Regions from separate parts of the Homo sapiens genome. Here all the other regions are linked to region 2. Evidence: chromatin contacts called from ENCODE Hi-C or POLR2A ChIA-PET data. All regions are on one chromosome and are shown on one strand. The core of a region is the stretch at or near the end of the contact, and the rest is flanking DNA. Distances in the headings are between cores, read along the strand shown.

Evidence for each region. A loop is a pair of places that touch in the nucleus more often than their neighbours do. ChIA-PET counts read pairs that join two places held with the same protein, here RNA polymerase II (POLR2A). Pooled maps may share reads with other maps.
Region 1: a map of B cell shows a loop between it and region 2 (10-fold over the local background). The contact joins the enhancer-like site here to the promoter of ULK4 in region 2. A Hi-C loop is called at or near these places in 1 of 168 maps with a recorded cell type or tissue (B cell), 3 of 37 single-sample maps with no recorded cell type and 7 of 50 pooled maps.
Region 3: a map of CD8-positive, alpha-beta T cell shows a loop between it and region 2 (4-fold over the local background). The contact joins the promoter of HIGD1A here to the promoter of ULK4 in region 2. A Hi-C loop is called at or near these places in 1 of 168 maps with a recorded cell type or tissue (CD8-positive, alpha-beta T cell) and 9 of 50 pooled maps. POLR2A ChIA-PET finds 5 or more read pairs at or near these places in 1 of 52 experiments (naive thymus-derived CD4-positive, alpha-beta T cell).
Region 4: a loop to region 2 is called in a map with no recorded cell type, with 15 times the contacts of the local background. The contact joins the promoter of CCDC13 here to the promoter of ULK4 in region 2. A Hi-C loop is called at or near these places in 1 of 37 single-sample maps with no recorded cell type and 6 of 50 pooled maps. POLR2A ChIA-PET finds 5 or more read pairs at or near these places in 2 of 52 experiments (AG04450 and B cell).
Region 5: a loop to region 2 is called in a map of thyroid gland, with 4 times the contacts of the local background. The contact joins the promoter of SEC22C here to the promoter of ULK4 in region 2. A Hi-C loop is called at or near these places in 2 of 168 maps with a recorded cell type or tissue (naive thymus-derived CD4-positive, alpha-beta T cell and thyroid gland), 6 of 37 single-sample maps with no recorded cell type and 11 of 50 pooled maps. POLR2A ChIA-PET finds 5 or more read pairs at or near these places in 3 of 52 experiments (B cell, CD4-positive, alpha-beta T cell and PC-9).

Annotation. Positions count from the first base shown.
Region 1 is chr3:40,968,485-40,973,424 of GRCh38, forward strand. No RefSeq gene overlaps it. Among named protein-coding and RNA genes, the nearest start is that of CTNNB1, 230 kb to the right of the region's middle. RefSeq lists enhancers at 289-789, 2,628-3,827 and a silencer at 3,120-3,169. Within about 2 kb of position 3,152, at least 29 of the 41 ENCODE cell types and tissues checked have a DNase peak (open chromatin) inside an H3K27ac peak, as active enhancers do; they include B cell, where a contact is called at or near this core.
Region 2 is chr3:41,960,707-41,965,449 of GRCh38, forward strand. It overlaps ULK4 (unc-51 like kinase 4), which reads right to left and starts at 1,397. Exons shown (of 37, transcript NM_017886.4): 1 at 1,310-1,397. RefSeq lists enhancers at 1,367-1,526, 1,677-1,726.
Region 3 is chr3:42,802,385-42,807,183 of GRCh38, forward strand. HIGD1A (HIG1 hypoxia inducible domain family member 1A) reads right to left here and starts at 2,106. Exons shown (of 4, transcript NM_014056.4): 1 at 2,052-2,106. RefSeq lists a silencer at 2,062-2,281 and an enhancer at 3,143-3,940.
Region 4 is chr3:42,771,533-42,776,427 of GRCh38, forward strand. CCDC13 (coiled-coil domain containing 13) reads right to left here and starts at 1,721. Exons shown (of 16, transcript NM_144719.4): 1 at 1,644-1,721. It overlaps CCDC13-AS2 (CCDC13 antisense RNA 2), which reads left to right. Exons shown (of 2, transcript NR_122070.1): 2 at 1,673-2,103. RefSeq lists a silencer at 1,442-1,601 and an enhancer at 1,732-1,901.
Region 5 is chr3:42,580,417-42,584,757 of GRCh38, forward strand. It overlaps SEC22C (SEC22 homolog C, vesicle trafficking protein), which reads right to left and starts at 1,551. Exons shown (of 7, transcript NM_032970.4): 1 at 1,430-1,551. It also overlaps a transcript of SS18L2 not described here. RefSeq lists enhancers at 1,018-1,844, 1,837-1,966 and a silencer at 1,307-1,636.

The DNA.
Region 1 (4,940 bases), core at 1,902-4,401, 990 kb before region 2:
TGAATCACATTCCTGATTTCTTATATTATTTATCTGTGTTTTCTTATACCTCACTGTTTCTTTAATCATATTATTTTGAATTCTTTTTCCAGAATTTCATAAATTTTTTTCATTGAAATCTACTGCTGGAGAATTTTTGTGTTCATTTGGAGGTGTCATATTTCCTTGCTTTTTTCTGTCTCTTGTGTTCTTTACATTATCTGTGCATCTGGTGTAATAGTTACTTCTACCAACTTTTTGTATTTCCTTTTGTAGGGGAGGACTTTTTTCTGAACGTGTGTCTATGGTATTAGCTGGGTAGGGCACTTTGGCTTTGATTCTGAGTGCCTGCAATAGTGTGGTCTTCATATGGTTTATTTGGCTATAAACAGCATTCAGTGGTATTTGTGGCTTAGGGTGCAGTTGTTAATGGAGGCTGTGGTGAAGTTTTGCTGAGGATGGAAACACCAGGTAAATCAGTCCATGGGCTTCAGCAATGGCAGTGGCAAACTGAGCATTCCTGTCCTTGGGCCCTAGGGCAGCATACACTGGCATCAGTGTTCACAGGTTCAGGTGGGTCAATTCTTGGGCCCCTTGAGGACTTGCTCAGGTGCTAGTAGTTGCCATCATGGACCTGGTGGATGGGTGAGTAGGCTTCAGACCCTGAACAGCAAGCATGACATGGGCAATGGCAGTATCAGTGGTGGAACAACTGTCTGGCTCCTGAGCAGCCTGCACTGGTATTGCGGGTGGCTGCAACAGGATGGGTGGGCCAGTCCCCAGGCCCATATGTGGCATGTGTGGGTAGGTGCCAGCTGTAGTGGTAGTGACACATTGGGTGGGCTCAACCTCAAGCCCTCTGGAGGAGTGCTTAGGTATCAATGATGGTGGATGGGGTTAGGTAATCCTCAGGCCCCCGGGAAGCATGCTTGGGCATTGGAGAGGGTGAAGCTGGGCCAGGAGGACCTGGTTGCACATGCAGGTGCTGGCTGTGGTAGGCAGGGGTTGGGTGATTTTCAGGCTCTGGAGGAATGCTTACATGAGTGCAGGTGGCAGCAGCTTCACTGCAGCCCTCCTAGGGAGGGAAGGGTTGCTTTGAGTGGCAGAAGCAGTAGGCAGGTGGCTGGGGAGCATGTATTTCAGCCCCAAGCGGCAGTGGCAGGTGGGAGTGTCTATCCTCAGGGCTCATGAAAATGTGCAGCAGCTTGCACTTCAGCCTTGGTGGTCAAGAGGTTCTTTCGTGGCTAGGATTGCAGGAGTCTGTGTTGGGAATGCAGACCACTGGGGGTCTCTGACTTACCCTTTTCCTGCATTGGAGAGCCTCTCCATACTCCTAGCCAATCAGGCTGCCTTGCTTTCCTCTCCTTCCTTGCTTTAGGTGTTTCCTATCGCTTTCCTGTTGCATTCCAGTGTTCCCTCTTAGATGATCTATTCTAAGTGTGATTATCCACTCACTGTTTCAGTTCTTTGCAGAGGAAGCAAGTACCAGATGCCTCTAGTCAGCCATCTTGAAGCCTTGTGTCTATTAACTTTTATTTTCATTTTCAAACTATAAAATTCCTGTTATTTTCTTAATTCAACATGCTTTTATGAATGTAACAATATAAGCGTTTTAGTTCATATAGAGCCTCATTGTCCCAATCTTTTCTTAACCATTAGCCCTTCTAGCGATGTGGGTTTTTTTTTTTTTTAATGTAACCATTATGACTAGGGAAAAGAATATTACCCAGTAGTTTTCCCCTAAGTTAAACAAGAATTCCTTCTCACCCACTAAATTGAGTCACCCTGCTAAGGCCCCCATGAGCCCCTTTTCACTTTCTGTATTACTAAGCCCTTTGCCCAGCCTGACTAGATGGCAGCTATTTCCTGTGGGTCAGAGGGTTTTTAAGGCCTTTTTTGGAATTCTCCTTTCCTCTGGCTCAGGTATAAATGGTAATACCAAAAGGTAGTAGGTGGTATTTTAAGGAGACTGCTAGTGGACCTTCAAATGCTTTTCATTTCAAAACTTTAATTTTAATAATATTGCTCTCTTAGTTTGGGCTCCCTTAAAATCACAGCCTGAGACTAGACACAAGGACTTGGTGCAGGTGGTTTATTTGGGAGGAGATCCCAAAAAGCAGAGGTGAAAGAAAAGGGAGAGAGTGAGACAGGGAAGAATGAAAAGCCACTGAGTGTGCATCATTAAGGTTGCTGCTTTGGGCAACAGGGGCTCAATTCTTCTGTGACCTTTGGCAAGTGTGCAGAATGCCTTCTAGAATGTTCCCTCCAAAAGAGGAGTGGCTAGACTTGCTTACTGGCTCTCATTCTTCACTGGTTAGAGATGGCTCCTAGGGCGTTACCTCTCCATACTTGCAGGTTGTACTTGCTTGGGGGCTGACTGGGCTCCCAGTTTCAGAGATGGCTTTGAGGCAAAAAAACAGGGAAGCATTTTTCATGTTTCAAGAGGGCATTGTCATGGGAACCCACATTGCACTCTCTACCAGATCTGTGACAAAATCATAGGTGTGCTGAGGGGATTTGTTACAGGGTGCCAAAAGCATCAGCTACGAGCATATTGTCCCTTCTGAATAGACTGTTCCCCATTGTCCCTGTGGGGACACTTCCCCACCAATGGATCACCTGGTCATTGCTGTCCAGTCCACATGACATTGATGGGGAAGGTCACTGCTATTAGCCTCCCTTGACCGATGTCAGGGCTGTAAGGATCACTCTCCTCCATCTTCCTTCCAATCTAGCCCCTTGTCCATATCCTCCCTCTGTGGAGCTCACCTGTGTCTGGAAGGAGTTGTGCAACCTCAAGTGGCCTCAGTGAAAGCTGCAGTTGAAGAGAGCAATTCAGTTGACCACAAAGGAATGTGACAGAGAATCATCCAACGCTGCCTAGAACATCTCTCCTGCTCACCTCACCTGGCATGCTCACATGCAGCCATGTGGTCAGGGCAATACCGAGGCTGAGTTCAGTGCCACCCTGTGCTGCCCCTTGCCGGTGAACTTGTCACACTTGTTTACACATGTTTGCAGGCCTCTTTCTTATGGGCATCAGCAGCTTGTTGAGGACCATTCTATGTCTTCATTTTGTGCTCAGAACCTAATGTAGTGCCTGGACACAAAGGGTTCTCAGCAAACACTTGTGGATACAAAGGAGGGAGGGAGGGAGGGAAGAGGGAAGTCGGTTGCTAGGAGATAAAATGATTTGCTTATAGCACAGTTGCCAAAAATAAGTCACAAGTGGGGACTTCCCAGAACTAACCGTTCAGTGCAATACTTAGCTGAAATCTATTGCAAAATGCAGTACTTACTTAGGCACTTACTTTTGTCTTTATTGTTTTTTAAGAAAGAGATGCTCCAAAGGTCAGTGACTCAGACCACTAGGTGACTTGGCTGTGGTTTCCTATGAGTCAAGCCTACCAGACAGCAGAGGACAGAGGTGAACAGGAAACTGGGCCAGAGAAAAACCAGAGAAACAGAGAGTCAACACAGACGTCAAGGAGGCTTCCGCCCAGCTCTCTCAGGCCAAAGGGGCAGACAAACCCGTGAACTCCCAGATATTCATGTCCAAGTGAATGCAGCTGTACGAACTTCAGCTTGAAAACTTCTCTCAAATAGCAGGTGGGGAGAACAGGTAGTAAATGCCTGGGGTTGTGGCCGCTTCCTTCCCCAGCAGAGCTCTGCCCCAATGAGAACACAGGAAGGGTAGATAAGAGAGCAAAGTGGGCAGTTTTTCTTATTTATTTGTTTGGGTAAAGGAAAAACAAAACAAGATGTGAACACGCATATCTTCACAAACTGTAAAATTTATCTCTGTCCTCTATTCCCTGCATCCTTCTCCCTACTCTAACATCTTAACAATCCTAATATTTGCCTATTGTTACACAAAATGTACGCCAGTAGATATCAACATACCAATTAAAAAAAAACGAAAAAAATACTTTGCTGTTTTTCCTTGAAAGCACAATGACATGAGGCATCTTTGGAGAGAAGAAGCTGCCACAATCCGATGCCTCCTCGTACCTGCTACTAGCTGTGTAGGCTTGTCTGATCTAGCCCCCTGGATGTGAACAAACTAGAGCAACAGGGAGAAGCAGAGATGCAAAAGAGTTAATCATACAAATTGCTGAGTGTGCACAGGAAAAACATACTACATTTGTAATTGTGTTTACAGTGTACAAAGCACTCTCCCATATTCCTCATAATCTAACAACAATCCTGAAATCATCACTATTTACGATGCAGAAACTGAAGGAACAATAAATGGCATGTCCTATGCCATACAGCTAATACCAGGCAGATCTTGGCATTGAACTAGAGCTGTCTGAGCCTAGACCAAATATTGTTTCCAGGATTCTGCAGCAAACTCTACCAACTAGGTACCTACAGCCTCCCCTAACCTGCCTTCGGTCTCCTGAGCAGAAGTGTTTATACCTCAGTCCCAGCATGCAATAACCGTAACAGGTAATAAGCACCTTGGAGAAACACCAACTGCATCCAAAAGAGAGCCTGGTTCTGATAATTCTGTTTCACTAACTTCTAGAAGACAGAGAATGAACAGCTTAGGTGAACATTTAGATGAAATTAGAAAAAAAAATGTTAAGGGAGTTGAGTATTTGTTAAAGGTCCTTGAACATGCAATTCTAAAAGAAAAGGAAGCTCAGAGAAAGACACTGGGATCTTCCAGAACTGGGAAGAGCCTAGGACCTGAGATACAAAGATCTAGAACCAGGGAAAGCAGAAAACTTCACCTACAAAGTTCCATGTGCTGCACTGGGCCCTCAGCCCACACACATGCCTAATTCTACATCTTGGCTCTCCAGTCTTCTTCACAGACAGCGCTTGGTGCCTGGGGCCTTTCCAAGAAGAAAGGTGTTATAGTGTAAGGCTCTGGTGCCAGTCATGTTGGACTGGCCTTGCTAACACAAGACTGTTGTAGAGAAGAAGAGGAGGTCTGGTGTGCCCCAGGGACC
Region 2 (4,743 bases), core at 147-2,646:
GACTTTAAGATTCTTTGACTCAGTCCAAACACGTTCCCCATTACAGACTTCCTAATATTCATTTTTAAAGCTGTAACCTCTTAATTATAAAATAAAACACAAGTACAGAAAACTCCACAGAATACATAGTTTAATGAATTACTAAAGAGGGACACCCTTCTAATCACCACCCAAAGTCAGGAAATAGGACTTTGCCAGCCACACAAGCAGCCCCTCTGTGAGCCTGTCTCAATCACCACCCCTCCTGATCCCCAAAAGTTAACCACCCCCTGACTTTCGTAGTCATCACTTCCTTAGGTTTCTTCATGGTTTTCTCACTCGAGTGTGCTTTCCCAGAAACCACAGTTTAGTCTCTTAACCTATAGTGCTCCTAAGGAAGTCTCTCTTAATTCACAAGTTCACCTAAGAAGCATCTAAGAAGCCAGAAGGCAGAGCAAATCACATACAGGTGCAAATGAGGCATTTAAGAGTCGGGGGCAGGTCCTACATTCAAGGAACGCTGAGAGCGAACAGGTGATAAGAGCGCACAGGTGCCCACTTTCAGCACAATCATGACTCCCGCACCAGAAGCATGAGCATCACCTGGGACTTAATACAAAAGAAAAAGTTATCGGCCCTGCCCCAAATTTACGGAATCATACACTACGGCGGTAGGGCCTGGCCTTCTGTGTTACTACACGCCCTGGGGTGACTGGGATGCGCTCAAGTCTGCGAAATGCCAGCCAAATCAACCCCGAGATGTAACCGATGGCGCGCGCCACACTAAGCACTCCATAGGTGCTCCTCCTCGCCGCACTTCACAGACTCAATTATCACAGACTCAGGGGCGCTACGTAGTCACTCACCCCCCCCCCCCCCCCCCCCGCTCCCCAGGCAACTCGCGGCGGGCGAATCGGCGGCTTTCGCGGCCTCGCTACGTCCGTAGGCATCAGTCCGCGAGACCGGCTGGGAGCCTAGGAAGCGCTGCAGGGCGGTGAAGACGCGGTCCGCTCTGGGAAGTTAAGAGATGGCGTCCATAAAGCACATCTCCCAAGCCGAAACACACAAGCACTCTCTCTCCCCGCTGCACCCAGGTCCTAGAAGAGGCGTCCCGTGTGCCCTTAACTAACGCCCGGATAAAAACGGGCGGCTTTTTTAACACGAGCGCAAAGCAGGGGAGCGCAGGGGGTACGGGGTCCACTGGCAGAAGGAGAGAGGGCGGCCAGGCGCCACCACCCACCCGCCCCGGCAGGCCTGCGCGCTCTTCCGCGACCGCTTAGGCAGACACGAACTCAGACTCGTAGCTACTAAAACCGCCACTGCCACGCACCTGGTAGCTAAGTCAAGAAAAGAGTCCAGTCCACTTGGCTGCTCCCGCGGTTGCGCGCATCTCGGCCTCTGCCTCAGGACAGGTCCACAGGCCCAAGAATGGGGGAGAAAGCAGTGAAGCAAAGCGGAACGCGCGGAAGAAGCCGACCAGCCTTACGGAGGCGACGCCCCTCCAGGTTTGGATTCGTCCATACGGTTTCCACGGCAGCACACAGAACGCCGGAAGAAGCTCAGGAAGCCGACTGGCTGTGCAGTTTCCGTTCCTGTTGGCTGGGGCCCGGAAGTGAGAGACCACGAGGGCCCCTCCCTCCACCCAAAGGGCATCACGCCCTGCCTTTGGACGAGCCCACAGGCCAGAGACTGGGGCGGGAAGTGCTGGAGTAACAGTCATAGTGGTCGGCCCACCATCCCTCTATGTTTGGATTTGCTCATTCCATCTCCATGGCAGCACGCAGAACGCTGGAAAAACGCAAAGCGCTGATTGGTTAAGAGTCTCAGTTCCTATTGGCCAGAGTCCGAAGTGGGAGCCCGTGAGGGACTACTCTTCAATCTTAAGTGGGTGCTGAGGCTAGAGTGTGGAGAACTGAGACCTCGTCATTTCTTCTCTTCCCGTTCCCACTGTCCTTCTGTTTCCTTCCATTCTTTTCTTTCTGGCTTCTTCTGGGAGCTCAGGTAGACATGGTGGCATAGTCTGGATAACCAACGCCTCAGAAGCAGGGGCCCCGGGGTCCTCACCATTTAGAAAAGAGAAGGCTGTGAATTACCTTCCTTTTTGGAGATGGAGGAAACAGATGAGACACTCTGATCTCAAGTTGATTGTGTAAACTAAAAATAAAAGTTCCAAGCCCCCCTACCAACTGAGTGGATCCCTCCTCTGGGCCAAAGGCACGCCAAAGTTAACCTGAAGAACTAGCTCAGGCAATGATGGGAAGATGGGGTGGGACAGGCCTCATTATACCCTCCTCCCGTTGGAATACAGGCACAGCTGACCAGCGTTAACATTAAACAGAGACCTTAAGACTGACAAAACAGACTTTTTTGCAGCAATAAGATACCAACATGGCAGCAGGCCCCAAAAGACATTGAAGTATTTTATCCTGATATATATATACACACACATAGACAAACACACACACACATATACTCTTATGTATACATATATACTCATATACGTATATATATATATATTTTTTTTGAGACAGTCTCGCTGCATCACACAGACTAGAGGGCAGTGGCGCAATCTCGGCTCACTGCAACCTCCACCTCCTGGGTTCAAGTGATTCTCCTGCCTCAGCCTCCCAAGTAGCTGGGATTACAGGCGTGTGCCACCACACCAGCTAATTTTTGTATTTTTAGTAGAGACAGGGTTTCACTGTGTTGGCCAAGCTCATCTTGAACTCCTGACCTCAGGTGATCCACCCGCCTTGGCCTCCCAAAGTGCTGGGATTACAGGTGTGAGCCACCGTGCCTGGCCAAATATATTTATTTGACATATTTTGAAATGGCCTTGCAGAGCTATCTCTTCTGGGGGGAATCTACATTCTGTAAAGAATCCCCTTGTCTTTCCAGGTCTTTTCCCTGATGCTGGAGAGAATTAACTGAGAACCTGACACCTGTTTTAAGTCTGATAAGAAACATTTACAATCTATTCTCTCTGAAACCTGCTACATAGAGGCTTCATCTGCAGAACAAGAACCCTGGTCTCTGCAACCTCTTATCTCAACCCAGACACTGCCTTCTATTGGCTCCAGGTCTTTATATAATAACTCTTTTAACCAATTGCCAATTGTAGGGTATATGGATGTGCTTTGGTCAAGGAATAGGCCAAGGTGGACATCCGGGCCAGAGTGGCTCAGCGAGTTTAGGACACAGGCGCATATTCCACTTGTTATGTAACCCGTTTATGTAAGTTCATACTTGGATCTGAGCCACTATTGTCTGTAGAAGGTATAACTGCCCTGCTGACACTGTGCCCAGGTCTGAGTTCAGCACGACACGACCCGGTTCGTGCACTGGTGCCCAGAGTAATGCTACTAACCCCTCTAAGGGAGAGCGGTTGCCCTTAAGGTGGGCAGAGGGGAGCCGAGCCAGGAACCAGCTTGTGCCCAGAGGGAGAGTTAAGCTGCTGACCCTGACAGAGCTGGCTTTGCAGGCCAGGGTGTGCAGCTGCAGGCATGGGGGCAACAGGAGCCACAGAGCCAGAACAGACAGCCGAGATAAAGGTGGACAGTGTGAGAGAGCTAGTGTGATTAAGCTGCTGATGACACAGCCGCTGAATAAAACTACATTTCACTTGCCTACACGCCCCCAACCCTCCTTGTGTTCTTTCAGTTATTCGCCCATCCACCCACTCCCCTTGGACCTCAGCTGGGGGCTGGAACCTGACAATTGGCGTAGTCGTGGCATAACACCAATCACCTATTAAATCCACCCTATGATGTAGAAGCTCTTTCCAGCTTCGAGTTGTCCCACCTTTCCTGACCCAACCAATACCTTATGTCATGTATTGATTGATGTCTTATTTCTCCGTAAAACATGTAAAACCGAGCTGCAGCTCAGTCACCTTAGCTGTCAGGCCTCTGAGCCTAAGCTAAGCCATCATATCCCCTGTGACCTGCACGTATACATCCAGATGGCATGAAGCAACTGAAGATCCACAAAAGATGTGAAAATAGCCTTAACTGATGACATTCCACCATTGTGATTTGTTTCTGCCCCACCCTACCTGATCAATTTACTTTGTAATCTCCCCCACCCTTAAGAAGGTTCTTTGTAATTCTCCCCACCCTTGAAAATGTACTTTGTGAGATCCATCCTCTGCCCGCAAAACATTGTTCCTGACTCCACCGCCTATCCCAAAACCTATAAGAACTGACGATAATCCCACCACCCGCTGCTGACTCTCTTTTCAAACTCAGCCCACCTGCACCCAGGTGAAATAAACAGCCTTGTTGCTCACACGAAGCCTGTTTGGTGGTCTCTTCACACGGACACGTGAGACATTAGCCATATGTTCCTAGGGCCTCTTGAGACTGTGCCTCGAGCCATGGTCACTCAGATTTGGCTCAGAATAAATCTCTTTAAATATTTTACAGAGTTTAACTCTTTTTGTCAACCATCACTTACGGCTTTCAAAGCTCCACACTTGCAAGTTTCAACCACCAGATACACTGGAGCCTGTACTCCAGCCCGAGCAACAGCGCAAAATCCTGTCTGTAAAAAGGAAATTTAAAAAGAAATTTTATTTTTTGCTAACTTTACATGCATTGTTATTATTTAATGCCTCTTTGTATGAAGTAAAAAATAAATTTCTTTTCTGCAGCATTTAATGCAATGCTTTGCCTAAAGAAGGAAGTTTCTATGTGCTTGAATGAGAGATTCTTTTTTTTTGGAGACAGAGTTTAGCTCTTGTTGCGCAGGCTAGAGTGCTAACCT
Region 3 (4,799 bases), core at 856-3,355, 840 kb after region 2:
AATCTGTCTGTGATTCCAGAATACCTTATGTGTACATTTCAGAATAAAATTAGTAAGGATTAATATTTAAAAATCCAACACATATCAGTTATTTGTTATTCTGTAGTCAAAATATTATAATTCCCATATAGTACATATCTAAAATACTCTCTGAATACAAAATTTTGATAACTGTCTAATTACCACGTAGAAGTTTCCAAAGTATTCATGGTTTATAGCCACCTGAATTGAAAACTGGTTAAGTATCAGGAACAATAAGTTCTAATCATATAATTTGAGAGTAACAAATCAGATGAATAATCCAAGCCAATAGCCTTATTTTACAGGTGGGGAAAGGGTTGTGAGAGGGTTATACGAATTGCTCAGTACAAGGAATACATGTCTGGTGGGGTAGGATTAGAATCCAGCTCTTCTGATAGAGAGTCCTGGGTTCTTTTGATTGACGATATATTGCCAAAGCATCAATCTTACGCTGCTGATGTAAATTAGATTAAATTGGCAGATAAGAATTCTGATTAGAAAATTTAAGAATCCATTACTCAACAGAAGCCCACGTTGTTCTCTTTGAATGATATATATAAAAAAATCATGCCTAAGGTAAACGGAATCTTCTTCAGTGACTTAACTCATCTAACAATTTCAATTGTGATTTGAAAAGACTTTTTTCACTACACCACTGCCAGACTTTCCTTCATTATCGTTTTCTCATCCACCCACAGTAGTTGTCCCAGATTTCTGTCAGAAAGTTGAATAGACGCTAAAAAAGGCACCAGTAACCAGATATTTAAAGTCAGTTTGGAGAGCACAAATTAATTCTGTACGCTTAGTAAGACACGACTGAAGACCTTTCCACAGGGAACCTAAAGAGGCATTAAGGGAAGATGAGCCGTCCAGCATCAGGAGACGTAACAGGTTGAATGAAGGATCTTTCTTCACAGTCATTTTGTCACGGGAATTACTATCTAAAGCAACGCTGGCTTCAAACTGATTTTGCATCAGTCGCCCATCAGCTTGTTTAAAATGGCTGCCAAGGCCCCAGCATGGAGATCCGGATTCAGGTGGTCTGGGGCAGAGCTCAAGGAATCTTTAAGAAGCCCCTTCAAGTGACTCTGGTGCACAAAGAGAACTCCTAGTATACAGGACTCCAAATATGTGTGTCATGCTGGAGCTTCATGACCAGGTTGTCACCGCTTCAACCTGTTAGAACTTTCCATCCAAACCTGTCTTACTCCAAAGTGCCTTTGTACTTCCGGAAGCAGGGATCCCTGTCGTGGGGATTACTCCGAAGAGGGAAATAGCTGCTTCCCACTCCGGGAATTTAAGACAAAGGCGAATATCACTGCTGCATCATGTCGGCTGCTCCTAATTCTGCCCTTACGCTGTGCTTTGTAATCTCTAACCCGCCGACTCGGCAGGAGAAAAATTTAATTCGGTCACAGAAGCACTACACAGGACCCTAGGCCTTATCACTTTCCCAGGGTGGAGGAAACACCAGGTCGGGGAGAAAAGCAAGACCAGGACTGGAAGGTCCTCTGCTAGTACGCCCTCCCCTCAACCTCCCGACCTTCCTCGCCGCCTCTCTTCCTGTGACCTTGTCGTGACTCCGTGACCGGAGCGCTCGCTCTCCTATCCCGCCTCGCCTGCCGCTTAGCCCGCTCTTCAGAATGTTCCAAGCTCCGGGGAAGCTCCCGCTCCTCGCTCCCCGCCGTCGGGCCCAGTCAACACCCTCCTGGCCCCCGTCTCTCATTACCACCCCATCAGCGAGTCTTCCCCGCTCGGCAACTCACTCCACAAGCTTCTGCTCCATCTCCTCGCTGGCTCCGTCTCCCCTCACCCGAAGGACCCTAGGCCTCGGCTCCCGACTCCTCTCATCCGCCCATGCTCGAGGCCGGGCCTGAGCCCCGGCAACTCCACCTCTCCTCCCTCATTCGAGACACGGACTCCCAGCCCCCACCCCCAAAGTCCTTTCGGCCTGGCCAAGCGCTGCCCCACTTCTTCCCGCCCCGCGGCCCGAGTCCCTGGCTCGCAGTCCCCCGGCTTGTTTCGCTTACCTAGAGCGAGAAAACCTCTCACACCCCAACCGGCTTCCGATCCCTGCAGGCGCACCCAGTCCTCCCGGCTTCTCCCCACCCACAGCCGTCCCAGCCAATCAGAGGCCAGCGGCCGCAAAAGGACGCGTGCGTGTGCGCGGCGGGTGGGGCAGTGCAGAGCGGGTCCTGGATTGGCTGGGCCGGTGAGTGCTGGCCCACTACCCCGGCTCTAGCGTACTGGCGGAGACAGACGTGAGAGCTCGGCGCCTGGGGTTCGCGCCCGGGCACTTGAGGGGCTTTGGCTCCTGGCCCAAGGACTCCTCAGATTTCTCCTGCCCTTTTCCCCTCGGGCAGCGGAGGCGAGCACCGCGAACGCCGTGTCCCGAGCGCCGCCGCCTGCGGACGCCTCACGGGCCGGGAAGGGATGCGGGTGAGGGGTTTCGGCTGCGGGTGAGGTTGTGTTCCCCGACCCACCCGGGTCCGACTGCTTGTTCTCGCCGTTCAGTAACGAGATGCAGACAGACTGGGAAAGAACGGAGTTTATTTCTGCAACAGGTTACAGGGAGAAGGTCGGAGTAACTCACCAGACCAACTCAAAATTATTAATACAAGTTTTTCTAGTGCTTAAATACATTCAGTGCATTTACAAGTCGAAAGCCAAAGTGTTTCACTCAAGCCAATCTTTAACGGTAATAGGGTCAGGTGTCTAGACAATTGCTTCAGAGCCTTGGAAATAATCTAAAGTGGGTCCTGGTACAAGGTGTGCAAGAACAACTCCATTATTTTAATTAAACTCTAGGGGTTGAAAAAGCTCAGGCGGGATCCTAATGGACTTGTCTTTACATTCTAGCCTTTCTCCTAAGGCACCAGTTTCTCCAATGTTTAACTTATACATGCATCAGAATGACAGTGAGGCGTTGGTGAGAGCTGCTCTGGTTGCTAATGGAGATCTGGCCTGCCACAGTGGGAGCAGAGCTTGCCCAGTGCGCCGGGACGACTGCGGGCTCCATCCATTCCGCTCCCAGGGCGGTTGTCGGCCAGGACCGTGAGCTGTCAGGTCCCCCGCGGGATCCTTCCTGGAGCTTACACTATAGTAGGAGGCAGCCAGTACTTGCAAGCACGGGGTCGCGGGAACTACGACCTCACCCAGGCCAGGCGACCTTTCTCTCAAGAAGGAGATGTCAGAGGCCCCTCGTGACAGCGAGCTTCCGGGGACAGGGCTCCTAATGTGTTTGTCAAGTAAATAATGAGTAATAATCCGGCCAATTGGTGGGTCAACGAAAAAAGTCAAACTCTAAGATATTTGAAGAGATTTATTCTGAACCAAATGTGAGTGACCGTGGCCCCTGACACAGCCCTCAGGAGGTCCTGAGAACATGTGCCCAAGGTGGTCCAGGCACACTTGGTTTTATACATTTTAGAGAGGCATGAGACATCAATCAAATACATTTAAGAAATACATTGGTTTGGTCCAGAAACGGGGGACAACTCAAAGGCGAGAGGGGAGGGGGCTTCCAGGCTATAGGTAAATTTAAACATTTTCTGGTTGATAATTGGTTGAGTTTGTCTGAAGACCTGGGATCAACAGAAAGGGAATGTTCAAGTTAAGATAAAAGATTGTGGAGACCAAGGTTCTTTTGAAGTCTTGTAGTGGCTGCCTTTAGAGACAATAGATGACAAATGTTTCCTATTCAGATGTTTGAAAGGTGCTAGACTTTTAATCTCTTTAGGATTGGGGGGCCTGGAAGAAAAAGATCTAGCTATGTTATAGGGATTCTTTACAGATGAGAATTTTTCCCCGCAAAGGACAGCTTTGTATGGCCATTTCAAGATATGGCAAAGAAATATGTTTTGGGGTAAAATATTTTTATTTTCTTCCTTGTCTTATAATGTTATGCCAGAGTCAAGTTGGAAAGTAAGTCACGATATATAGAGTTAAATAAAACCCATTTGATGATAACTTATTATTTGTGGGGCATGACTCCCCAGACCCCTTAGATAGGAATTTGGGCATGATAAAAAAAATCAGAGCTTAGTCCTCAGATGCAAAGCATCTACAACTGCACCATGGAGAAATCTGTGATTAAGTTAGAGTTTCTTGATATAACCACAAAACAAGGCAGACTACCAAGTGCTCGTCATACAGATAGGAACTAAATGTCATGGGCTCAGGATTTTGAAAATCGTTCATCTCATAATTAAGATACATGTAAGAAACATTTCATGCTATGGATGATTAAGAACTTCATACTTCGCTGGGCACGGTGGCTCACGCCTGTAATCCAAGCACTTTGGGAGGCTGAGGCAGGCGGATCACCAGGTCAGGAGATCGAGACCATACTGGCTAACACAGTGAAACCCCGTCTCTACTAAAAATACAAAAAATTAGCCGGGTGTGGTGGCGTGCACCTGTAGTCCCAGCTACTGGAGAGACTGAGGCAGGAGAATGGCGTGAACCCGGGAATCGGAGCTTGTAGTGAGCCAAGATCGCACCACTGCACTCCAGCCTGGGTGACAGAGAGAGATTCTGTCAAAAAAAAAAAAAAAAAAAAAAGAGAGAACTTCATACTTTGATTATATGGTAGCTTTCAGCTCCTTGAAGGCACATATTTTGTCTGGATGATCCTGGTATCTCCTTGAATGCTGCCTGTGTGCTCAATAGAAATTCAATAATGGTAAATGAAGAAAGATGTAAATGCTGCAATAACTGGAGGGTTTAAAAGATAAGTAGGGATAGTCAGGAACTATAGGATAAACCCCACTGCCTTC
Region 4 (4,895 bases), core at 471-2,970, 810 kb after region 2:
CCACTTGAGGCCAGGAGTTTGAGACCAGCTTGGGCAACATAGCAAGACCATAGCTTTACAAAAAATAAAAAAATTAGCTGGGCATGGTGGCATGTGCCTGTGTTCCCAGTTACTCAGGAGGCTGAGGTGGGAGGATTGCTTGAGCCCAGGGGTTGGAGGCTACTGTGAGCCATGATCATGCCACCGCACTCCAGCCTGGGTGACAAAGTGAGACCCTGTCTCAATACAGCAGCAGCAACAACAACAACAGATGAACTCTAATGTAAACTATGGACTTTAGTTAGTAATAACATACCAGTATAGTTGTATCAATGATAACAAATGTACCACACCAATGCAATGTGTAAGATGTTAACAACAGAGGAAATGGGAATACGGAATACATAAAGGAACTGTTTTTTGTTTAATGCTTCTAAAAATCTGCTTTAAGTCTATTTTCTTTTAAAAGTAAAGGCTAAGCCGGGCGTGGTGGCTCATGCGTGTAATCCCAAAACTTTGGGAGGCTGAGGTGGGTGGATCACCTGAGGTCAGGAGTTTGAGACCAGCCTGGCCAACATGGTGAAACCCCATCTCTACTAAAAATACCAAAATTAGCCAGGCATGGTGGCGGGCGCCTGTAATCCCAGCTACTCGAGCCCAAGGCAGGAGAATCGCTTGAACCTGGGAGGCAGAGGTTGCAATGAGCCAAGATCGCGCTACTGCACTCCAGCCTGGGCGATAGAGCGAGACTCCGTCAAAAAAAAAAAAAAAAAAAAAAAGTAATAATAAAAAAAATAAAGTAAAGGCTAGAGCTGCATGGAAAGAACTCTTGGCTCAGGTAGGACTTAGAGCCAGGGAGTAGGAAGAGTGGCATGCACTCTGGAGTCCTATGAGGAAGCAAGATCCCACAGGATATGGGACCATAGGTGACAGGGACCAGTGAGGAAGGATTGAGACCCCTTGCCCCATCGGCCTGCCACTTTTTTCATTGTTTTTCTCTTCCCCTCTCCTTCTCTTTCTTCTTTTCTTTTACTGTGTTCTTTTCGAGTATTCTCAACAACAGTCTAGGGGCCTGGAGGTGTGGGGAGGCCGCCCACGGATGCCTAGTTTGGCGCTCTGTGCACTGCTAGCATCTTCGTAGGGATGGGTTTGGGATGGGAGCGGGGTGATGCTCTGGTTCTCAGGGCTGGACTCCGGGCTTGGAGGGGAACTCCCTCTTGCGAGTCCCCAGTCCTGTGGGGGCTGGGCCTGGAAGGGGAACTGGGAGATGCGGAAGTGCACGCCGTCGGGTCGCATCTTTCAGTGCGGTGCGAGAGGGCCCAGTGGCAGAGGCCCAGCAAACAGCGCTTGTCAGGCGGACCTGAGTTCGAGTTCTGACTGTGCCATCTACGCTATGACTTTGGGGCAGGCGACCCACCCTCTGCGCCTCATTAACCCATGTACTGCATGGAAAATAAGCGTCTGCCTGGGTTAGAAGAGGGCTGTGTGTGAAGATTCAAAGGACGAAGGGGAAGAGTCCTCGCTGGGCGCCCAGCACGCGGTGAGCGCCCGGCCAGTGGCAGCGCGCTCGGGCTGGGGTTGCGCTCGGGCTCGGTTCCGCGCCCCCGGCAGCTGCGGGCTTTCCCAGCTCCGGCCCGGGCCCTTCCGCTCTCCCCGGCACTTACAGCGGTCTCTCTCCACTTCTCCCTTCTAGGACCGCGGCGGCTAGGTCACCTCCTCCGGACGCCGACACGCGCTGCCCTGGCAACCGTCACCAGGGAAACAAGCGACGTCACTTGCGCGTTTTCAACGCTACTCTACGGGGGCCGAGGGGGCGCCAAGAGTTCTGAAAGTGACAGAGGCGCTGATGGCGCGCTGGGCTGGATCCAAGCGAGCACGATCTCGAGTGCGCTGGAGATTTTAAATCTTCTGGAGTATATTTTTAAAAAAGTTTTGTGGACCAAACGTTCTGCACAGAGATGCCCATTCCGCTCTCCTGTTGGGGAGTTAAAAAGCGAACGATCTCACCATGAAATTTAAAGTAGCCATTCAGATATATTTGAAAAATGTAAAACAGTGTGGGGAAAGGCCATGTTATGATGGTGAGTGAAGGAAGCAGGACGCAATATAGCAATGCTAAATAAATAAAGTTGTGTTTATTTCAAACTAGGCACTAAAACAAGACCGAAATAGAAATATTAAAAGTGGTTATATTTGGGTGGTGGAATAGCAGTGCTGTGTTTTTATTTTTACACTTTAGAGAATTTTTAAAATAATGAACATCGTTTATTTTCATAAAGGAAAATACTTGTTTTTTTTTTTTTAAATGGCACCTTCCAATGTAAGACACTACTATATTTCAGGGCAATATGGGGGTGGGAGGCAAATTTCTAGGAAAGATGATTCAAGGGAGATTTCTTTCTATCTATCTATCTATCTAATCTATCTATCTATCTATGATAGAGTCTCGCTGTGTCGCCCAGGCTGGAGTGCAGTGGTGCGATCTCAGCTCATTGCAACCTCCATTTCCCAGGTTCAAGCGATTCTCCTGCCTCAGCCTCCTGAGTAGCTGGGATTACAGGCACCCGCCACCACACCTGGCTAATTTTTTTATTTTTAGTGGAGACGGGGTTTCACCATGTTGACCAGGCTGGTCTTGAACTCCTGACCTCAGGTGATCCGCCCACCTTGGCCTCCTAAAGTGCCGGGATTACAGGCGTGAGCCACAGCTCCTGCCCAAATATTTATCCAGGACTTCATAATTTGAAAACCTTGGCAGTTGTTTTTCTATTTTTTTTCCTCATAAGGTGAATGAATACCCATCCCATAGACATGCATACATAAGATACGGCACTAGACTGCCATCAGCACTGCAGGTATAAACCCGAAGTTTCCTGATAAAGGAAAAATGGATCTTTCCCGTTGGTCTCCAATTGCTGCCTGGTGAGCTGAGGGTGGGAGACGTATAATATACAGGTGGCAGCAAAGAGAGACAGGATAAAGAGTAGGATTCAGGTAGATGTGAGCCTCAAAGGATTAGGGTTTTTTTTAAATGGTGTGTGTAGTGGGGAGTATCATTCGTTTGCCTCATGACCACGATGGGACTATGTGGCATAGGAAAAGGAATAGCCAGGTCTACTTAGAGGGCTTCTGGAAAGCATGGATCCTAGCAGAAAGCCAGGTTTTCATTAAAATAAGAACATGCTGTGAGAAAATTAAGGATGCAAGAGAATTTCAGAACCGACATTCTAGAATGTATGTATTAGAAAGTTTGGGAAAGGGGTAACATTTGCTCCAGCAATCCAAGGATTATTTTTGACGAGGATATCATTTTTGCAGTAACCCATTTTTTAAAAAGCAGGGATGATTTTCCTCTAGGTTTGTTACTTTTCCACGGTCACCACTAAGGCTCTCATGCCATTTTTTTTTTCTGCCCAAAATTCTTTTGAGAATTTTCTTTAGTTTATAAGCTTGACATTTTATCATCCAAGAAGCTGGCGAATCCAATCTGGGTCACCAGTATTTCCTCATGTACAGTATACAGATGTTTGTTAATTCCAGCCCACTTTGTTTCTCTAGCCAGAAGTATCTGTAGGACACTGCCCTTTGTTTTTTGCTTTTTAATTTGAAATTATATTGAGATTTTTATAGAATCACATGCAGTTGTAAAAAATAATAGAGATCCCCTGTATACTTTTCCAGTTCTCCACAATGATATTTTGCAGAACTTTAGTATAATATTACAACCAGGATATTGACATCGATACAACCTACTCCTCTTAGATTTCTCCAATTTAACTGTACTTTTCTTTTGATTTATCACGTGTCAGTTTGTGTATCCATGACCATCAAGATATCAAATACTAGCCGGGCATGGTGACTCATGCACGCCTATAATCCCAGCATTTTGGGATGCTGAGGCAGGCAGATCACTTGAGGCCAGGAGTTCAAGACCAGCCTGGTCAACATGGCAAAATCCTATATCTACTAAAAATAACAAAAATTAGCCAGGCATAGTGGTGCTTGCCTGTAATCCCAGCTACTTGGGAGGCTGAGGCATGAGAATCGCTTGAACTCAGGAAGTGGAGGTTGCAGTGAGCTGAGATCGCGCCATTACACTCCAGCCTGGGCGACAAGAGTGAGACTCTGTCTCAAAAAAAAAAAAAGATACCAAATACTATCACAAGGATCTCTCTGTTGTGATTTTATGACTATGTACACTTCCCTCCCTCCTCCTGCCCTAGTCCCTAACCCTTTACAACCACCAGTCTGCCCTCCATTTCTAAAATTTTGTCATTTCAAAAATGTTATATAAATGAAATAACTCAGCATGTACACTTTTTAGGATGGATTTTTTTTTTTTTTTACTCAGAACAATTCCTTGGAGATTCATCCAAGTTGTTGTGTGTATCAATAATCCATTCCTTTTTATTGCTGAGTAGTTCTAGTATGAATGTACCAGTTTGTTTAACCATTTACCCACTGAAAGACATCTGGGTTGTTTCCAGTTAGGAGCAATTATGATTCAGCTGCTATAAACATTCATGTATAGGTTTTTGTGTGAACATAAGTTTTCATTCCTATGGAATAAATGCCCAAGAGTGCAATTGCTGTGTAGTATGGTAACTGCATATCTAGTTTTAGAAGAAATTGCCAAACCTGTTTTCCAGAGTGACTGTTCCACTTTACATTCTTACCAGAAATGTTTAAGTGACACAGTTTCTTCACATCCTTGCCAGCATTTGATGTCACTATTTTTATTTTAGTCATTTTAATAGGTGTGTAGTGATATCATTGTGGTTCTAATGTACGTGACGGATAATGATATTGAACATCTTTTTCATGTGCTTATTTGTCATCTGTATATTTTCTTTGGTGAAGTGTCTGTTCATGTCTTTTGCCCAATTTCTAACTGTCGAGTTTTGAGAATTCTTTAT
Region 5 (4,341 bases), core at 301-2,800, 620 kb after region 2:
AGTTGTGCCACCCTTACTGAATTCACCTTCAGCCACAGGACTTGAGAACTGGTTACCAAATCTGTAGATTCTATTAAGGCTCCAAGTTGCTTGGGGATGGAGTGAAGAGGAGGGTAGAGGTCAGTTTCGTCATTTGTTAGGAACTAAGAGGGGTAGGGAACTAAACTTGATAGGACCTTTTACACTGATAATGTTATTAAATGCTTGTAACTATAAGGTAGACATAATCTATACCGGATAGGTGGGAAAACTGCAGCTGTAAGGCTCAAGAGGTAAAGCTAGATTCAACCCAGACTTCCTTACTTCAAATATTCTAAAGCCTAGGATCTTTCCACCACATCCTTCTTCTACAAATCCAACTTTGGGAATTACAGCTACTCCCTTTCTCTAAAATAATTTCTTCTCCTTAGAGCACTAATAAGCTAATCAGAGACCTGTTGGTAGAGGAAGGAGCCTGAGATTACACTTGTTACAACTGCTCTTTATCCACTGTATTACCTTGAAGTCAGGTTGTCCTCTCTATGATCATGTTACTTTTTGAATTTAGTTGATTTCTAAGTTATTCTAAGAATAAAAAACACTGACTCCAAGATGGCTTCTGTTGCAAATGCAAACACTTAAATCAGAGCTATTAACATTGTCCAAAATGTACTTTCCAGAGGAAACACTATTTGTTTATTTAATTCTATCTGGCAACGTTAAACCATTTCCAGTTGCTTCCATTTTTCATTTTACTAAAATTATCTTTAGTGGGATCAACTCTTCTCTGCAAAATGTAATTAAATATTACCCTATATGTTGGTTCTGAGCTGTATTTTTTTCTGACCATGTCACAAATTTCACCAATTACTTTTCACACTGGCAATAGTCTTCCGTGGCTTTTATTTCTACAAACCTAATTTTTCCCCGAGTGCTTTATCCTTCTGGCTCTGGAGGTACATGTGTAAATCTGTAATGAACACAAAACCTGTAATGGAACGTCCTACACCTAGTGCTCTGAAAAGTTGGTTCAGTGTATCCAATATTTAAAGTCTAATAACACGGGCATGCTAAGGGAAGTTTGCTATTCAGATTAAACAATGCTCTGACGTGAGCTTCGTGAATGGTTAAAGAAACAATCGTCCCCTTTCTCACTCCCCATCTCTTCCAACTGGGAGAAGCCCTTGGCGCCCATCTGTCAGCCCAGGGTTCCTGCAGGCGCGTGCCTTGGGTGGCCCCGGGGTCCGGGAACAGGCTGACGGGAGAAAGGGGACAGAGGACTCCAAGAAGCCCAGTGAAGCCCCGTGGGGAGCCCCATGGTCAAGGCCGGGACTGAGGGCCGGGTGGGCCCTGGGCCGCCTCCACCTCTGGGCCCGCCCTGCGCCACACCCTAACCCGCCTGCTCTTGGCTAACGGGCCGCGGCACCCGCCTCCGCCCGCCAGCCCTCACCTCGCCCGGACGGCGGCCTTCGGAAGTCGGCGCCTGCCAGCTACCCGCCGCCTCCTCAGCAATCTTAGCCGACCGGGAGGGCTCGGCCCAGGTCACCGGCAGCCCAGGCGCAGGTAGGCCGTGGTGCGCGTGCGCGAGTCTTGAGCCACCCCACCTCCCCCCTACCCCGCATTCGCTGCTGCTAAGCGACACCCGCACCCAAACCGACCAATCCCGGCGCGCCTCCACAGCCCCCGTCCCGGCGAAGGCGCGAACGTAGTGGTTCTTAAAGGGCTGCGACCCAAACGGAGAGGGAGTGTGACGGGGGCGCGCGCCTCCCAACTTTCTTCCCACCTCCCGGCTCTCACCGCGGCGGTTTGAGATCCAAGCCTGTAATTCTCACGTCCGGAGGTGAGAAGGAGCCTTCGTGATCTAAGCTCGATTCCTGCCGGGGTAGCAACCGGACTGACGTCTGGAGGCGGGGAGGCTCCGCGTGACAGAGTGATAACGCCCGGGGCGTATGTTCTGCGGTCCGCGCGGCTGGGCGGGAGGCCCGAGATAGGCAAACCAAAGAGCACAACCTACTGCCAGCCTGGATGGGGCGCCAAAGTCCGACCCAGGGGGACACACCCCAAGCTGGGGACCGAGGCACCCACAGATGGATGACTGGCTGGAAGGAGATTAGGTAGGTAGCAGAGTCCGTCCATTTATTCATTTAGCAAGTATTGAGCACCTGCTATGTGCCAGGGGTTGTGGACAAAGCGAGGAATTCCTGACACGAAAAACTATGTTAAGAGAGGAGGCAGGGTGAGAGCACCCTTCAAACAATCAAACACCTGTATAAATACAAACTGCTCTTCAGGGAGGAGCAGGGGTTTTGGGAGAATTTACAGAAGCTTCTAGGCTGGTGTTGGGAATCACAGGAGGCTAACTAGGCAAAGGGGAGAGGAAGTGTGTTTCAGATGGAGAGATTAGCATGTATATAAGAACTCTGTGGAAGGCAGCAGAGCTCCTTTGAGGGATGAAAAGAAACCCAGAAAGGGGGAAATGGAAAGTTAGTGCTTAATAGGTACAGAATTTCAGCTGGAGAAGATGAAACAGTTCTGGAAATGGATAGTAGTGATGATCACACAACAATGTGAATGTACCAAATGCCACAGATCTGCACACTTAAAAATGGTTATGTACATTTTACCACAAAAAGAAAAGAAACTCAGAGTTTAGAGAATAAAGGAGTGGAGTGAGATCCACTAGAGCGAATAGAAGGGGCAGGACCATGTAGGATTTTATGGACCATAGTGGAAAGTTTAGGACCATAGAACACTGGTCAAAATTGCATTTTATAAAACTCACTTTGGCTGCTAAAGTGCAGATCAAAATGGAGAAGTCTCAACAGAGCTATGGTGGGACTGGCCTGGGAGCCAGTGCAGTCATCTGGGCAAGAGAGAATGGAGCTGGAGTGTGGACTAGGGTGAGAGTGAAGAAAAAGAGATCTAAGAAGGCTGCAGAGAAATGTAGGAGCAAAATCAATAGGACTTGGTGATGAGTTGGATGTGAAGGGGCGATGAAGCAGCTTCAAGGATGATGCCACTGTTCAGCCTTGGATAAATGGATGGATGGTGCAGGGATTCACAGATATGGAGAACACTGGAAGAGGAGATAAGATTGATCTTGAGCTCCATCTTAGACAAGTTGAATTTGAGGCACCTTTGAGACTTGGTTAGGATTTTGCGATGATTAGTTTTAGATGTCAACCTGACTAGGTTAAGGGATACTCAGGTAGCTGGGGGAACATTACTTCTGGGTATGTCTATGAGGGTGTTCCCAGAAGATATTGGCATTTAAGTCAATGGACTGAGTAAGGAAGATCTGTCCTCATCTAATATGCGCAGGCACCACATAATAGAACAAAAAGGCAGAGGAAAGGCAAATTCTCTACTCTGGAGTTGGGACACCCCTCTTCTGCCCTTGGCATCAGAATTCCCCGTTCCCCTAATCTCCTAACTCTAGGAGATTAGGTAGTAGAGTCCGTCCATTTATTCATTTAGCAAGTATTGAGCCTTTGGACTCCAAGACTTGTACCAGTGGTTCCCCAGGTTCTCCCGGCTTGGGCCTTGGACTGGGAGATACACCATTCAGCTTCCCTGGTTCTGAGGCCAAGTCTAAGACAGGGTAGTCTTGAACTGAAGCAGTCTACCAGCCTCCCTGGTTCTCCAGCTTGTAGATGGTCTATTGTGGGACTTCTCAGCCTCCATAACTATGTGAGCCAGTTCCCCTAATAAATCCCCTCCCATATATCTATAGATATAGATCTATATTGTAGATATATAGATATCACATTGGTTCTCTCTCTCTGGAGAACCTTGACTAATACAGATGTCAACACAGCAGGTGCATATACAGGTTGCAGGTCAATGTAGAGGTCTGGGCTGAACACAGACTTTTTTTGAGGCTGAGTCTCACTCTGTGGCCTAGGTTGGAGTTTAGTGGCACAATCTCGGCCCACTGCAACCTGCGCCTCCCAGGCTCAAGTGATTCTTCTGCCTCAGCCTCCCAAGTAGCTGGGATTACAAGCATCTGCCAACACGCCCAGCTAATTTTTGTATTTTTAGTAGAGATGGGGGTTTCACCATATTGGCCAGTTTGGTCTCGAAATCCTGGCCTCAAGTGATCTGCCCGCCTTGGCCTCCCTAAGTGCTGGGATTACAGGCGTGAGCCACCACGCCTAGCCGGGACATAGACTTTTGAAAGTCAGCATCATATGGGCGGAAATCGAAGTGGGGCTTACATAGCCAGAGAAAAATTACAAAATGAAAACTGAAGAGAATTGTGATACAGTCTAAGATAGCCTCCAGGGTTCACCACCTCCTGGGATTTATACCCTTGTGTAGTCCCCTCCCACAATGAGTCTCTGATAATGAGGGTAGGTCATA